Regions from separate parts of the Homo sapiens genome. Here region 2 is linked to region 1. The links are chromatin contacts, found by Hi-C in ENCODE. All regions are on one chromosome and are shown on one strand. Each heading gives the region's core, a stretch centred on a gene start or an enhancer-like site at or near the end of the contact. The rest is flanking DNA. Distances are from core to core; before and after follow the strand shown.

Region 1 (2,700 bases), core at 12-2,511:
CCCCAGTAGATCCCACTCGCTTCTGAAATGACTATTTTTGACAATCCTTGAACACTGAGGCTTTCTTGAGCATGACTTTTTACCCTGCCTAGATGGAAAAACCATTCTTTGAAGCAGCTCCTCAAAATTTGGACTTAGCTGCTTCCTCACCTGATGTGCGAGTACAATTGCCTAAGAGTATAATCCAAAAACGACTTGCTGAAACTCATAGATGATTCATGTCTCTATTCTGTCCTGCTCCTCCTCAAACGAGCCAGATCTTAGAGGCGTTTGTTTTCCCCAGATACAAAGAAAATAAAATGAGGTTGGCACCTGGAAGAGGCAGTGCCGTCCGCAAAGCCAAAGCAATGTAACCACTTGTACCTTAACTCTTCTCCGTTTTCTCCCCTTTTCTTCCCCTGGAATCTGCTTCTCTCCTTTCTTTCTCTTTTTCCGCTTTCTGTCCTTGTGTTTGTCATGATCGTTTTTGTCTTCGAAGAGGCTGGAGTCGTGCCCCGAGCTGCCCGTGGAGAGTTCGGTGACTTCGTTCCCTCCTACTTTGAGGACCAGCTTCAAGGGCTTCTCTACATACTCTTAAAAAAAGAAAAGAAAAGAAAGGAAAGCGCGTCGATTAAAATCGGGGCTCTCCAGGGAGTGCTAAGGATGCAGAGCGCCAAGGCGCAGCAAGCCCGAGGCGGCTTTGGGCGCTCCGCGAAGCACCTGTTGAATGACGGACCCCGGCCCGGGGGTGCGGCGGCGCCGCCCGCCCCGAACGCTCCCAGGCCTCCCGGGCCCGCCTCACGTCTCCCCACCAGAGACCCACCGGACCAGGGGGACCCGGGTTCGAATGCCGCGGCCGCACGGGGGGCAGCGCGGCCTCCGGCAGGACGCGCCCCCTTCGCCGGCCTGGGCCTGCCGTGGGAAGGAAGGGCCCCGGGCCGCCCCGGAGCCACTGGGAAAGAGCGGAAGCCCGGCAGAGCCGCCGAGGGCCCGCCGCCCGCACCCCGGCCCCCTCCTCACCCTCGTAGAGGTGTTTGTCCGACTTGTGCTTCTTGTGCTTCTTGCCCATGTCCGACCGGGCCCCGGTGCCCGCCCCCCGCGCCAGGCCCAGGCCGTGCGGCGCCGCTTCCGGTCCGGGCCAGGCGAGCGGAGGGCGGGAGCGGGGCCCGCGAGACCCCGCGCCGCGAGGCAGGGGGGCGGCGCGCGCCGGGCGGCGCGATGCCCCTCTCGAGAAGACGGCGCGCGAGACCCGGCCGGAGCCCGAGAGCGGCGGCGGGGGGGGCGCGCGGCCGGCGCAGAGGCGGGAAAGAAGGCCCGCCGCGCGCACAGGGTGCCGGCGGCTGCGGGTGGCGGCCCCTGGCGACCGGAGGTGGTGCTGCAGCTCGCGGGCCGGGGGCGGGGCCGAGGGCGGGGCCGGGGCGGGATCCACCGCTCAGACTCTCGTCTTTCTTCCTTCCTCCCTTTCCCCTCAATTTGTCTGTCTTGTCTCTGTCTCTGTGTGTCTCTCCCTCCGTCTCCACTTCCCTCCCTTCTTTTTACTCCCTCCCTCTCTTTCTTTCTCTTTCCCTTCTTCCCTTCCTTCCTCCTTCCTTCCTTTCTTTCTTCCCTCCTTACTGCCTCCCTTCAAGCCTTCCTTCTCTCTTTTCTTCCTCCCTCATCACCCTTCCTTCTCCTCTTCCCGTCTCCTTCCCTCTTTTTTTCTTTTCTTTTTTTCCCCTTCCTCCTTCCCCCACTCTTCCTTTCTTTCCACTTTCCCTTGCTTCTGTTTCTTCCCTTTTACGATATTGACTGAACCCCATACTGGGTGCCAGACCCAGCAAACTCAGCACATTGGTGACTGAAGATTCTAATCTTAAAAAAAACTTATGTGCTGATAGGTGAAGGTTACCAGACGTTTTGACTGTCTTTACTTCTAGCTGTATGGTGCTTTGTCTGTTTTCAGATAAGCTCGTAATTATAGTCTCCTCTTAAGAAAGGATCTGTTATCAGTCATTTATACTTTAGTAACAATTTAGACCCATGAATCACCTCTCCCAGGAAGATTTGTAGCTTTACCTTGAACTTCAGTGGTGAAATTATAGGCTTATATTTTAGGACCCTATTGTTGGCAACTAATAGAAACCAATTTGAATTATTTCAAGTAAATAAAAAGGGATTTATTGGTTTACATGTCTAGAAAGGGCAAGAATAAAGCTTGCCAGAGGGAAGACAGGAACCAAGGATGTAATGCTGTTGACTGGCATGCCAGCTCGCTCTCTCTCTTGTCTCTCTGTATATCGGTCTCCATCTCCCCCCTTCTTTCCTATATGGCTGGAAACATGGCCACCATCTGCTTCTGAGGCCTCTTCTTTATAGTGTCCTGACCAACTGGGAAAAAGATCTCTTCCTGTCAGCTTCACCTGGAAAACAGTCCCAGGGAAGGACTCTGATTGGCTTGGCTTGTGTCACATGTTTTATGGGACAGGGGATGGGAGATTGATTCGGCCTGGATGCCAAATCTACCCCCTCACCCCCTTGGCCAAGAGAAGTGGAGTCTGTGATTGGCAGCTCCTGCCAGACTTCTATGGTTAGCCAGGGAAGATGAGGTTCTTCTAATGAAGAGAGTTGCTTTTTCATGAAAGCTAAAAGTGTGTGTCTATTATTTCCCTGTAACAAGCCTCTCTGGTGTCCGTGAGGCAGAGATCAGGGTGTGGGAAGAGGGGTTGTGTTGGGGAAGAGACC
Region 2 (2,700 bases), core at 106-2,605, 7.8 Mb after region 1:
CACTCTCTCATTGTTGGTGATATTAATGGCCTCAAATACTTCACTATATTTTCCCCGACCAAGTTTTCGAACCAGTTGGTAATCATCTTGATTACTGTAAAAGGAAGACACACACATAAATGCCAGGACTGGGGGTTAACCAAGCCTATGCCCACTGTACACGTCATTCAGCCGCTTCCACCAGGCAAACACTTGGAAGTGTCTATACATCACGTCACAACTCATTCCCTAAATGAAAGCCACGACATAATCTTGGCTCCCTTCACTCTGCAGAGCTCCTAACCTAATTGGTCTCTCCTAACTTGGGAAGATGGGGCAGGAAGGCAACGCTCTGAGCCAATCCAGAGGGGCGAGCAAAGCACCCGTCCTGAAGGCCTAGAGGGTGCCCCCTGTGCCCCGCGGCTCCCCAGCACCTGCTTCTCGTTTCACATCTTCAAGGTAGACAATGCCTGTTTTAAAAATCTGGACGTCTTTAAGAAATTTCCTCCCACCACCTCATCTCAGAAAACCTAAAAGGCAGGGCATTTTAATAGCTCCAAAGGACAGCTGTTGACTTCCCACCCCAGTGGAAACCCAGAAGTGTGAGGAAGGGCAGCTCCCTCACTTCCACCCGGCGTCGATCCCTGGACCCCACACTTCTCCCCGAGTAAAAAAGCATTCCTTGGGGGAAAGGGGTGCGCAAAGCGGGGAGAAAGGGACGAAACGGGGGTAAAGGGGAGGGAAGAGGAAGACGAGGACATGTGCGAGAGCGGGACCTCTGCCTCCCTGCGGGCCCGCGGAGGGGTCGGCGGGAGACACCACCGGGCCCGAGTGCGGTTCGCAGGGGGTGGCCGGGCGGGGGCAGGGATCAGCGGGCCCGGCGGGGGGCGGCGACGGCTTTACCCCCAGCTCGGGACGTGAGCCTCGTAGTCCCAGTACTCGCGGCTCCTCAGACTGTTCACCTCGGCGTAGACCCGGGCCCTGCTGCCCGCGGCCGGGCCGGGCATGGCGGGCGGGACCGGGGGGCGGCGCGGGGCGCAGAGGGTGGCGGCGGCGGCGCGGCGGGGGACGCGGGGCGTCGGGCGGAGGAGGCAGCGGGCCGCCGGGCGCTGGAGGAGGAGGAGGAGGAGCGCGGCGGCGGGCGGCCGCGCCAGGCCGGGCCCGCGGGGGCGGGCGGGCTGGGGGCGCGGGGGGCGCCGGCCGAGCCGGCCCGGCCCTGGAGCGGCCGGCGGGGCGGCGGGGCGGGCGGCGCTCGCGCTCCGCGGCGGTCTCCGCTCGGCTCGCGGCCCCCAGGAGGCGGCGGCGGCGGCACCGGCAGCGGCAGCCACCGGCCGGGAAAGGGGCAGCGGCGGCGGCAGCGGAGAAGAAGGAGGAGAGGAGGAGGAGGCGGAGGAAACCCGGAAAAGGGGCCGCGCTCACTGGGAGCGGCCGCCGCCCGGCCTGGGGCCGCCCAGGCTCACAGCGCCCCCTGGAGCGCGGGGGGACCCGCCGGGCGGTGCCGGCCCCGCCCCGGCCCCGCCCCGGCACGCCCCGCCGCCTACCTCGCGCCCTCCGCCACCCTCGCCCTCCCGCCGCCACAGGTCGGACTGTCCAAATCGCCTCACCCTCGGGCTGGCTTGACTTCACGCCACAGGAGCCCCCCCTTCCACTGGCCGTTGCCCTAGAGCCCTCGCCCGCGACTCCCGACCCTTTCACTGTCCTTGGAGACCCTATCCCCAGCCCTGCACTCACCCAGCTTTTACCCACCCAACACATCCCATACTGACCCTATTCTGACCCTCCTGTCACCCAAACTGTCAAGTCCCTCCCCAGGGCCTCACTCAAACCTCAGAACCTCCCCCACCTCAATACTTCTCCCTTCCCCCGAGACATACCCCTCCTTCCCCCTCTGGACCCTGCCCTGTTAGGGTAGACTCCTCAGTCCCCAAGGCTTCCTACCCCCGTCATTCAGAGTGCTCCTCACAAAACCTTTCTACACTTCCCCCAAATGCCCTTCCAGAGCCTTCCCTGAATATCCACTTTGGTCACTTGGTTAAGCTGGCATTGACCAGGTTGTGCCACTGCAAAGTTACAATTTTTCCCTTTGTGATTAATAAGTCATTTGTGGGGAGAGACTTTGAGAGTGTAAATCTCCTGTTTGTGTTTAGGAGGAGGGAGAGCAGGAGAATTGCAAATCCGACCTGAAGGGACAGGCTGGGTTGGGGATGTGCCCAGAGTAGGTGGTCAACTGAGCTGGCCTGGCTTCCAGTGCTGCCTGCAGCCTTGAACACCCTTCTCCTTTGATCTTCTAGGCCTTTCTTCTGTCTTCCTTTCCCATCCCTCATCCTTTATCGACAGCACCTCTGCACCCAGTACAGGTTGCTTTCATTCCAGTCCCTTTTCACATTCTGTTTTCTGGATGAAACCCTGGGCCTTCCTGCTTGACACAGCTAAGAGCACAGTCTGTGGAGTCAGATCTATCCAGCACTGCTACTTAGAAGCTGTGTGACCTTAGGGCAATTACTCAACCTCTCTGTGTCACAGATTCTACAGCATAAAACCAGTAATAACGCTCACTTCACAGGGCTGCAAGGAGAATTAAACAAGGTAAACCATGTGAAACACTTAGGATGGTGTTCACTATTAGGATAGCATGTGTTCAATATGATTATTTCCAGGCCTAGGGCCTTTCTCTGCTCATTCCTCCCTCCCTGAGACCACCGTGCATCCGTCTTTTGGTTC

Evidence for each region. Hi-C counts contacts between places; a loop is a spot of excess contacts on that map. Pooled maps may share reads with other maps.
Region 2: a loop to region 1 is called in a pooled map, with 16 times the contacts of the local background. The contact joins the promoter of CSNK2A2 here to the promoter of BRD7 in region 1. A Hi-C loop is called at or near these places in 4 of 50 pooled maps.

The regions. Positions count from the first base shown.
Region 1 is chr16:50,367,727-50,370,426 of GRCh38, forward strand. BRD7 (bromodomain containing 7) reads right to left here and starts at 1,262. Exons shown (of 17, transcript NM_013263.5): 1 at 1,000-1,262; 2 at 364-572. The coding sequence starts at 1,048. RefSeq lists silencers at 651-1,160, 1,191-1,440.
Region 2 is chr16:58,196,751-58,199,450 of GRCh38, forward strand. CSNK2A2 (casein kinase 2 alpha 2) reads right to left here and starts at 1,356. Exons shown (of 12, transcript NM_001896.4): 1 at 883-1,356; 2 at 1-94. The coding sequence starts at 986. RefSeq lists silencers at 790-859, 1,260-1,529, 1,580-1,709.